2 separate regions of the Homo sapiens genome follow, and region 1 is linked to region 2. A link is a contact called in ENCODE Hi-C data. All regions are on one chromosome and are shown on one strand. Each heading gives the region's core, a stretch centred on a gene start or an enhancer-like site at or near the end of the contact. The rest is flanking DNA. Distances are from core to core; before and after follow the strand shown.

What was found. Hi-C counts contacts between places; a loop is a spot of excess contacts on that map. Pooled maps may share reads with other maps.
Region 1: a map of HAP-1 shows a loop between it and region 2 (4-fold over the local background). The contact joins the promoter of LINC02133 here to the promoter of ITFG1-AS1 in region 2. A Hi-C loop is called at or near these places in 1 of 168 maps with a recorded cell type or tissue (HAP-1), 2 of 37 single-sample maps with no recorded cell type and 4 of 50 pooled maps.

The regions. Positions count from the first base shown.
Region 1 is chr16:47,855,326-47,860,003 of GRCh38, forward strand. It overlaps LINC02133 (long intergenic non-protein coding RNA 2133), which reads left to right and starts at 3,256. Exons shown (of 6, transcript NR_110650.1): 1 at 3,256-4,604. All of the region lies in intron 1 of LINC02192 (long intergenic non-protein coding RNA 2192), which reads right to left.
Region 2 is chr16:47,141,356-47,146,049 of GRCh38, forward strand. It overlaps ITFG1-AS1 (ITFG1 antisense RNA 1), which reads left to right and starts at 2,713. Exons shown (of 4, transcript NR_110904.1): 1 at 2,713-3,139. NETO2 (neuropilin and tolloid like 2) reads right to left here and starts at 2,590. Exons shown (of 9, transcript NM_018092.5): 1 at 2,224-2,590. The coding sequence starts at 2,257. RefSeq lists silencers at 594-683, 694-743, 1,571-1,720, 1,891-2,730, 2,791-3,120.

The DNA.
Region 1 (4,678 bases), core at 2,006-4,505, 710 kb after region 2:
CACTATTTCTAAATTTCACAAAAAACTTGGGAGACTTGTACATGATCCTTATGCTACAAAGGATGAGATGGATGCTGAGAGGCCTTGTCTGCAGTCAGTCATCAACCTCTGTGAGCTTCAGGCTCTTCCTTGGAGAGTCAGGATAGGGATGTCAACCTTCAAAGTGGGGCTGGAGGAAGCACCAGATGTGCTGGGCACATGGTTGTTTCTTCCCTGCCCTCCCTTCGTGTACCTTACTGGCCCCAGCCCAAGGAGGGCAACACAGAACTCTGGGACCCAGAATCAGCTGGGGACAATCCCCTGTTCTGAGAGGAGGCTGGCTCAGGAGCAGCCAGGGTGGCAGGTGTTAAAGATGGTGGGAGGAGCAGCGAGAGGCCCTGACCCCTGCAGGATGGGTCAAGATGCCCACCAGGGTGGTGGAGGATACAATCACATTCATGGGGAGCACGAGGTATGCCTGAGTCTGGAGCACAGCTTCCCAGCCCCAGGCCCACTTGGAGGTCCCTAGGGCCCAGTGGGCACTAGTGCACCTCTGGACCCATGAGCTTCTGTGTGTGTTGGGGTTGTGTGTGTGTGTGCGCGTGTTCAGAGGCCCCAGTGGGCTGGTGAGGCCGCTGCAGAATCCAGTCCAGCTGGTCTTTTATCTTGCCTGTTCTCCATTATGTGACCTCCTGACATACTGCCTCTGCGGGCAGGGCTACCCAAACACTAGGTGGACATTCTGCCTGTAGCTTTTCCCATGCTTATCGCTCACCTTGGCAAATCCCTTCCCCACAGTGCTCCACTCTACCAATAATAATCCACCCTACATGTGAAGAAACTTTGATATTTAAAACCCTACTCCTCCTTTAAGGCTGGGGCCTCTTTCTCATTTCCCCTTCTCCACCCAGGGGAGCTCATTGCTCCTCTCTCTGCATGCTCATCGCCTCTTTTTTGTGCTGTTTCACACTGCATTTGTGCTGCTCACTCAGCAGGTAAAGTCAATGAGTAAGGCAGCCTTGGTGTAAGGCAATAAGGAATGAAAGGGACTAGGGCAAACCGGAGAGCACACGCCCCACCCCAAAGCAGCAGCCAGTCATCTTGTCAGTTCCTACTGACCTTTGCCATGTAAGAATCTGGCCTCAATGCTGCCACATTTGATATATTTAGAAGAAACCGGAAACATGGCTTTGAATGTGAAATACTAGTCCTATCTTTTCAGTATTGGTAACAAATCCAATTCAGAAAAAAATATAGGGACCAAGCAAACTTGGTCTGTGACCCCCTTTTTATTTTTATCTTACCTAGATGGTAGACTTTTTGAGAGTGAGTCAAACAGGTAGGGCAGAAGTTGCAAATGATGACTTATTCCTCTTTGGAAAGGTTCTACTACCCAGAATTACCAGATGAGCCATGTGTCTCTCAAGAGACCAGGGTCCTACTATTTATTACCAGGTGGGTTTCCAGAAGGGGTCCATATGGGGCTTGAGGAAGCTAGTGCCTGGAGTGCTGAAATGTCCCAGGAATCTTCCAGTCATAACCTGTGACTGCACAGAGCAGTGCCTAATTAATGTCTATGGAATGAATGCACATTTTATGAGACAGCTCACTTATTCTGCAGCTGCAGGGAGATGGGCCATTTTGGCACTCTGATAGGGAGTCCTGGAGAACTGAGCCAAAATTTTAGTTTCTCCATTTGGGGGATGTGAACTTGGGCAAGTTATTTAACGTCTCTAATCCTGTTCCGTCACTTGAAAAATGGGGATAGTAAATAGATATCTTTCATTTTGTTGTGAGATGAGCGATAATATAGTTAAAGACTTGGCACATAGTAGTCAATAACAGCTATTAACATGGGGATCATGTAAGGATATACCCCTAGCCACAGAGGTTGGGTCCTGGATAGGCATGAGACACGGGTAGGGCCACTCAGAGACATGGCCATCCTTTGCTAAGATTTTTGCTGGAAATATTAGTAAAGCAAACCTCACTCTCCTGGGGAGGCTAAACTGGTAAGATGTAGGTAAGATGTTAAGATGTAGGTAATAAAATCGTTATATATACACACATATATATATATGTCCAGCTATACATATATATATATATGTCCAGCTATATATATATATGTCAGCTATATATATATATGTCAGCTATATATATATATGTCAGCTATATATATATATATCAGCTATTATATATATATATGTCAGCTATATATATATATATATGTCAGCTATATATATATATATATAGCTGGACAATGCGAGCTCAACAGAGTGAGATGGGGTCTCCCTTTGTTGCCCAGACTGGAGTACAGTGGTGCGATCATAGCTCACTGCAACCTGGAATGCCTGGGCTCAAGGCATTCTCCCATCTGCACCTCCTGAGTAGCTGGCACTACAGGCACACATCACCCATGACTGGCTAATTTATTTTTGTAGAGACAGGGTCTGGCCATCTTGCCCAGGCTGGTCTCAAACTCATGGCTCAAGCCATCCTTCCACCTTGGTCTCCCAAAGTGCTAGAATTATAGGCATGAACCCCCGCAGCTGGCTGGAAATATTTTTTTGACATTTGGATCCTGCTGTGCCCGAAGCTGAACTACCCCCAAGTGTCTCTATCATGGGAATAGTATGTCTTCTTTCATGCTTAGGTCAATTTCAGGTGGGTTTCTATCATCTGTACCCAAGAGTCTTGACCACTATAAACCTCTCTAAAGGGAAACAGGGGACCAGTGAAGTACAATGAGTTGTTTCTAAATGCCTATACATGGTGGGGATTTGGAGGAGTGATTTCTGTGTCAGCCAGAGGTCTGCATCTGTACAGCTGATAATTTATGGATGGAATACAGTGGCTTTCAAAAGATTCCTATTTATCTCATGTGGAGGGTTAACTGTATGATAGTACCGCCTTCCTGGTCACAACAGGGAAGCAGAGGCAGGGGAAACAGTGTGTTTGTGGAAGCTTGAAGTGAAATTGTTTTTTACAAATTCCTGACTCCAAGACCTTAGGAAGCAGGAGCGTCTCTGTTTTACAAGATTGATATCAAAACCAGAAACAACAAAGGAGCTATGACAATTTGGCAATAAGGTTTGGCAGCCACCTGCTGCCCTTGGCATCTCAGATCACTCTGAAGGACCTGACTCAAGGTAGATGGGTGTCCTTGTCTGTCCTTAGTTGCTCTGATTCCTGATCAGCATGCAGAGTTTCACAAGCCATGACTCAAAGTCAGCCACGAGGGCACAGCAGCCATAACCCTAGCGTCTAGCACCTGGTACAAACCGATGGCATCTCCCAGGCATTTCTGAACCATTTTCACGTGCCTCTACTCTCCGGCCGTCTCCACACCACCCTGTGTTCTGCCAAAGGGAGCTAAAATGAGCCCTGTTTTACCAAACCACTCAAGCACGGCTGACACAGTGTGTTGCTGCAGAAGGATCGGGGTGGGTGGGAGTAGGGACAGTGCAGAGAGAAAGAAAGGAGTGCATGCTACATCTCTCCCTCTCCAAGAGGACTTGGCAGAAAGCCCATGCATGTTTCAAGCTTGTTTTGACAGTTCCATGACAGGAGTCATAGGGCTGTAGCTGTAGAAAGCCCAAGAAACACATTTTTGTTATCCCATCAAAATCTTCCCGGGGAGCTACATTGTTGGGGCAAGTTATGTGTCATCACTGGCATCAAAAGAGAAAAAGAAATGAATGATCTGGCTCAGGTGCCAAGGCTCTCGTCCTGAGGAGGGAAATGACATTTATTGAGCCCCTGCAATAGCAACAACAAATTATTATTATTGGGCACTTTGCATGTGCCAGGCACTGGGATAAAACACAGGCATGGACTCAGCAATCCCGATGACTGTCCTTGGATACAGGCTGTGCTAATTATCCCCCTTTTAAAGACCAGGCAATGGAGGCGCAGAGGGGCCAGGTGATGTGCCCGAGGCTGCATGGCAGTAAGTGGCGAAGGTGGGATTTGAACTGGTTTGCCTCTCCCAGAGTCCAAATCCTTCCTTGCAACGCAGAGCTGCTCTGACTGTAAGGAGTGTGGGGTCTCTCCTCAGAGTCCCAGATACTCAGGATCTCATTTAATCTTCGCAACAACCCTGAGGCATAGGGGTTTTTAGATCTGCTTTACAGATGAAGAAACTGAGGTCCAGGGAGGCTTAGTGATGCCCAAAGCCACACCTCCAGAAGCAGCAGGATCTGCAGGCACAGCTGGGTGTCCTGGCCCTGGGTCAAGCGACTTTCCTACTGACTTCCACCCACAAGGGCTGCATGATGGTTAATACTGAGTAACAACTTGATCAGATTGAAGGATGCAAAGTATTGTTTCTGGGTGTGTCTTCGAGGGTGTTGCCAAAGGAGATTAATATTTGAGTCAGTGGGCTAGGGAAGGCAGACCCACCCTTAATCTGGTGGGCACAATCTAATCAGCTGCCAACGAATATAAAGCAGGCAGAAAAATGTGAAAAGGCGAGACTGGCTTAGCCTCCAGCCCATATCTTTCTCCCGTGCTGGATGCTTCCTGCCCTCGAACATCAGACTCCAAGTTCTTCAGTTTTGGGACTCTGCCTGGCTCTCCTTGCTCTTCAAGCCTGCAGATGGCCTATTGTGGGACCTTGTGATCATGTAAGTTAATACTTGATAAACTCCCTTATATATATGGATATATACATATATGGATATATATATGGATATATACA
Region 2 (4,694 bases), core at 1,463-3,962:
GGGCACACAATGAGTAGTTTGTAATGGGAAAGGCCAGTATCTTTTTAAAGGCAACTTTTTAAAATTAAAATATTGATTTTTAAATAAATTATACATGCGTTTGGTAAAAAAAAAAAACAAAAACAAAATCAAGTGATACAAATGGGTGTGCAGTGAAACCAGTCTTCCCTTCATTCCTGTCTTTTAATCCCCTAGATTTCCGTATTAGAATCAACTACTGTTAACAATTTATTGAATCTTTCCAGACCAGTTATTGGCATTTACAAGTTGATACCACAGACGACTTTAAAAATAACTTGCTTTCTCTCTAGGAAGCCGCCACCAATAGCAGCAACAACAATAATAATTCAGCTTGAGCTTTAAAAATACTCCAGCATGTAAAAATAGTGTAGGCTAACACTGAAAAAAGAAAAGCCAGACACTATATTGTTTTCACCGTAGCTCTGCCATCACCAGAATCCTTTCCTGAAAGGTACAACACTCAACGCTTCACCACGATGGCCAGAGAGGGCAGTGTGCACCCACGGGAAAGGCAAAGGCAGAAACGCTGCAAATCCCTTCACCATTGGAGGAGGCGCTACCAGCCCCTACCCTATCCAGCTCGATTTTATCAAGTTCTGCAGGTAAAGCGGTGTGACAGATCTACGCGATTTCATCCGGGGGTGCTCTCGGATGCACGGTCAGTAGCATGCTGACAACCTTACCGTAGTGAGGGCGCAATCCGACAACGGCAGAAAATTCAGATAAGCAACACGATCAGAAATCCTAGTGTGCATACGGTTTATCACGAAAGAGTAAAAACATTCCTTTCCCAGGAATGACTGTAAAAATTAGGAGTTAGAGATATGAAAGCCACAGGATGAATTTCAGAGTTGTTTTCAATTGTAATAAAGAAATCACTACGGATTTACGGTTTGTGAAATATTCATCAGCTAGAAAGTCCTAGGTTACCTTAGTACAAGCTGTAGATACGTTTACAGTGGGGTAGTTAAACGTTTCGAATTACTGAAATCTCAATTACGAATTTAGGAATATGTGGAGAGTAGACAATGTGTCCAATTAAAATCAAAAGCAAAATTACACTGAACTTTCTAATAAAACAAATTTGAAAAAAGTGCTGTTAGGGAGCAGGAAAAAAGTCACTCTACAAATATTAAGATACAGTGCTGAGTTATACATAACACCGTTAATAATGCCTCAGCCGTACCCTCGAAATTTTTAAAAAAAGAACATGTTACGACATTACAAACACGTCAGCTTTCAATTTAAATCAGCAGGGGGAAAAAGGGAAGTCCTTTACTGAGTGGTGGTGCTGTTTTCCCTCTGGAAATTGAAAAGACGATTTATTCAGTCCGAGTTTCAGGAGCAACTTTGTATCCCAATCCTAATTATCTATGTATATAAATTTTCATCTAAATTACCACCTCCTGGGAAATGCAAAGCCGGTGGAGTAGGTTTTAGAGCTCTGTGCTCTGGACAAGCCAACTGTTTTAATTCCCAGTACAACAAATTAGTAAGAACCGAACACCAGCGGCGGGGAATTCTGAGACCTCTGGCGGAGCGCGAGGAGCGCCGCGTCCCGGGAAGCACCCGAGCAGCAGCGCTCCCCGGGGGCCGGGACAAGCCGGGTCCGCGGCGCCCGCGCGCCGCCCCCGGAGCCCGCAGTGGTGCCGCAGCCTCCGTGGCCGCAGCAGGTGGGACCCGGCTGGCCCAGCAGGCCCCGTTCCCCGCCGCGAGGTGCAGGCGCCGCGGGGCTATTCGAAAACCACTGCACGACGTCACGGCCGCGGCTTTTATTGTTCTCGTGGAATTACTTTTTGCCATCACATCTGGAGAAAGAGCGGCCTCCGCTCCACGACAGGAATCTCACAACTTTGCAAAGGGATGCGCGGAATTCTACGGAAGCGGCGCGAGGGCGCAGCCCGGAGGGCCCTGCTGGGCCCAGGGGCCTCCTGGCCGCCTTCCCGACCCGATCCCTCTTCCCACACGCGCCCCGCGAACGTCGGCCGGACTCGCAGGGGTCGGAAGCGGCGCGCCCGGAGAGCCGGCGGAGCCGGGCAGGGCTCGCGCCCCGCGGTCCGCTCCGAGTAGCCGCGAGCCCCGCCAGACAAAGAGGCGCGTCGGGTCCCGGGCGCGGGTAAGGGACGCAGAGGCGCGGGCAGGGCGGCGCGCCAGCCTCGGCCCGCAGGGGGCGCCGTCCGTGGCCCCAGCCCCGGTCCTTACCTTTGAGGACCGAGCAGAGCCGCTCCAGGGCCATGTTCCCGAGCTGCCCGGCGCTTCGCGAAGGGCTGAGGTAGCGGCGGCGGTGGCTCGGCGCTCACGGCTCGGCGCGGCGGCGACGGCCCCACTCCGTCCCCATCGCCGGCCAGCAGCTGCCTCCCCGCTCCCCTGAGGAGAGCTCAGGTCCTGCGGCCCGCCATGCCCGAGCCCCACAGTGGGCTCCCGCGCGGCCCGAGCACCCCGACGGGCGCCGCCTCCTGCTCCGCGGCGCCCCGTCCCATCGACCGCCCGAGGGCCGAGGAGTGCGGACGCGCGGCGCGGGACCGGCAGGCAGCTCCGCCCGCGGCCCCGGCGCGGGATCCACTGAAGTGGCGGGCGCGGGGCGCCCAGGCTCATTTAAGGAGGGAGCGCGAGCGCCGCGTGCCGGCTGCGCCGCCTGTGCGCATGTGCCCGCCCCGCCCCGCCCCGCGCCGCGCCTCGCGCGCCCGCCGCGGCCTCGCGCCGTGGGACGGCGTCGCTCCCCGCCGGCTGCCGTTAGGGCTGGGAGCCGGCTGGGCGCGGGGGTAGTGAGGGTGCCTCTCGCCGTGGCTGCGCGGCGGCCTCGTCCGAGAGGCCGGCGCCGGGGCAGTGACCGGCCCGTGCCCAGCCGCCGCGCAGGGCGCCCGGGGCAGCTGGCCGAGCCCTCGATGCCTCCCGTCTGACGGAGGCGCCCGGGAAGCGCCGCCCACCTCGGCCCCGCACCCTCGCCGGCCTGCCGGGTCTCCGCCAGCCCTAGCAGACAGAGAGGGGCGCCGGTCCCTAGTCCCCCAGACCTCCATTCAAGGTCAAAACTTTGCCCAGCTCAGCCTTGCTCGACCCTGGGCAGGGAAGCGCGGACATCGGCAGAGGGAGCCCGAGGCTCTCCGTGCCCTTCGCGCCGGTGAGTTCCCGACCCGCGGCGCTGCCGGCGTTTCCCTAGCGCCCGCCAGGTTGACAGGCACTTTAGTACCAACTCCTCAGACTCCCCCTCATGAAGTAGGTTTTAGGGGATTGGAAAGTCGAGGCCAGAGAGGTGAAGCCCTTCGTCCAGAGCCGCGTAGCGAATGAGCGGCAGGGCTGTGCACCTCCCCCGGGGCTGCCCTCCTAGCAGCTAACCACTACGCTGGGCAGCTTCGCCAGCTGATGGGAGTCTCCAGGTCTGCCAACAACTGCCTGGCTGTTGGTGGTATTCATGATCCTGCTTTATTTTCTCCACAGCGGTTATCACACTGATATGACCTTCCTCATTTATTTATTTGTTCATCCTTTATATCTCCCTCACCCTCACACCATTAAAATATCAGCTGCTTGCAGGCAGGCCGACTGCATTCATTTTTTTCACTCCACACATACGTATTGGGTGTTAATTATGTGCAGAAGACAATGATTGGTGCTGGAGATAACAACCGTGATCAAGGCCTTACCATAATAGAATATTTATGCCTGTCTCTGCGTGTAGTAGGAACTCTGTAAACGTTTGTCTAACCAATTGTAGCTAAAGACAATGTCAGGCAACTGAAACATTTTTCAGGTGTTAAGCTCTTCTCTCTCACTTTGTATTCCTTCAAGAAAGGTACAAAAGCATAAATAATTCATGAGATTTACAAAGGAAAAACATACTTAACACCAATTAATATCGAGGTGTTTCACCCTTTGCCATGTGCTGTGAATGGGGGCATAAAAGATGGGTAAGTTTGGGTTCCTAAAGGTAACCACCTACTACAGTTAAGATCGCACACGAGAACCAATTAGGAAATAAAACATTTAAGAACTTTTTCCCACGGATATGAAAAGGTGGCTCACGCATGTAATCCCAGAACTTTGGGAGGCTGAGGCAGGCGGGTCACCCGAGGTCAGAGGTTTAAGACCAGCCTGGCCGACATGGTGAAACCCCATCTCTACTAAAAATACAAAAATTAGCTGGGCGTGGTGGCACGCGCCTGTAGTCCCAGCTACTAGGGAGGCTGAGGCAGGAGAATCGCTTGAACTGCACTCCAGCTTGGGCAACAGCGAGACTCCGTCTCAAATAATAATAATGATGTAGCATATTAGTAGAATAGGAGAGTAAGAAGACAATATTAAGTATAGGTTACAGACAACAGTGAACCAAAAAAATTTGAGAGGAAGGGGCTCTCAAATTAACATAATAGTTTCTTAATGTGAAGTTGTTGACTGAAGGAAAAATCTGCGTGTCATGTCATCAGAGAAGACTTCCTGAAGGAGGTGACACACAAACCATGGAAATGCTTGGGGTGGCGAGAGGAGAGGAGGCAGAAGAAGAGCTCAGCAGGCAGGGAGCAGGATGAGCCTGGAACGTGGGGCAAGTGTTGTGTTTGGTATAAAGAGGTTGGACATGGTGGGCTTTGATTATGGAGATAGGTGCTCAAATGCTAGTTAGGTAAATGATTACTTTTAATAGTGCAGTAATGGAGTTCTGGGAAGATTTCATCTGGCAG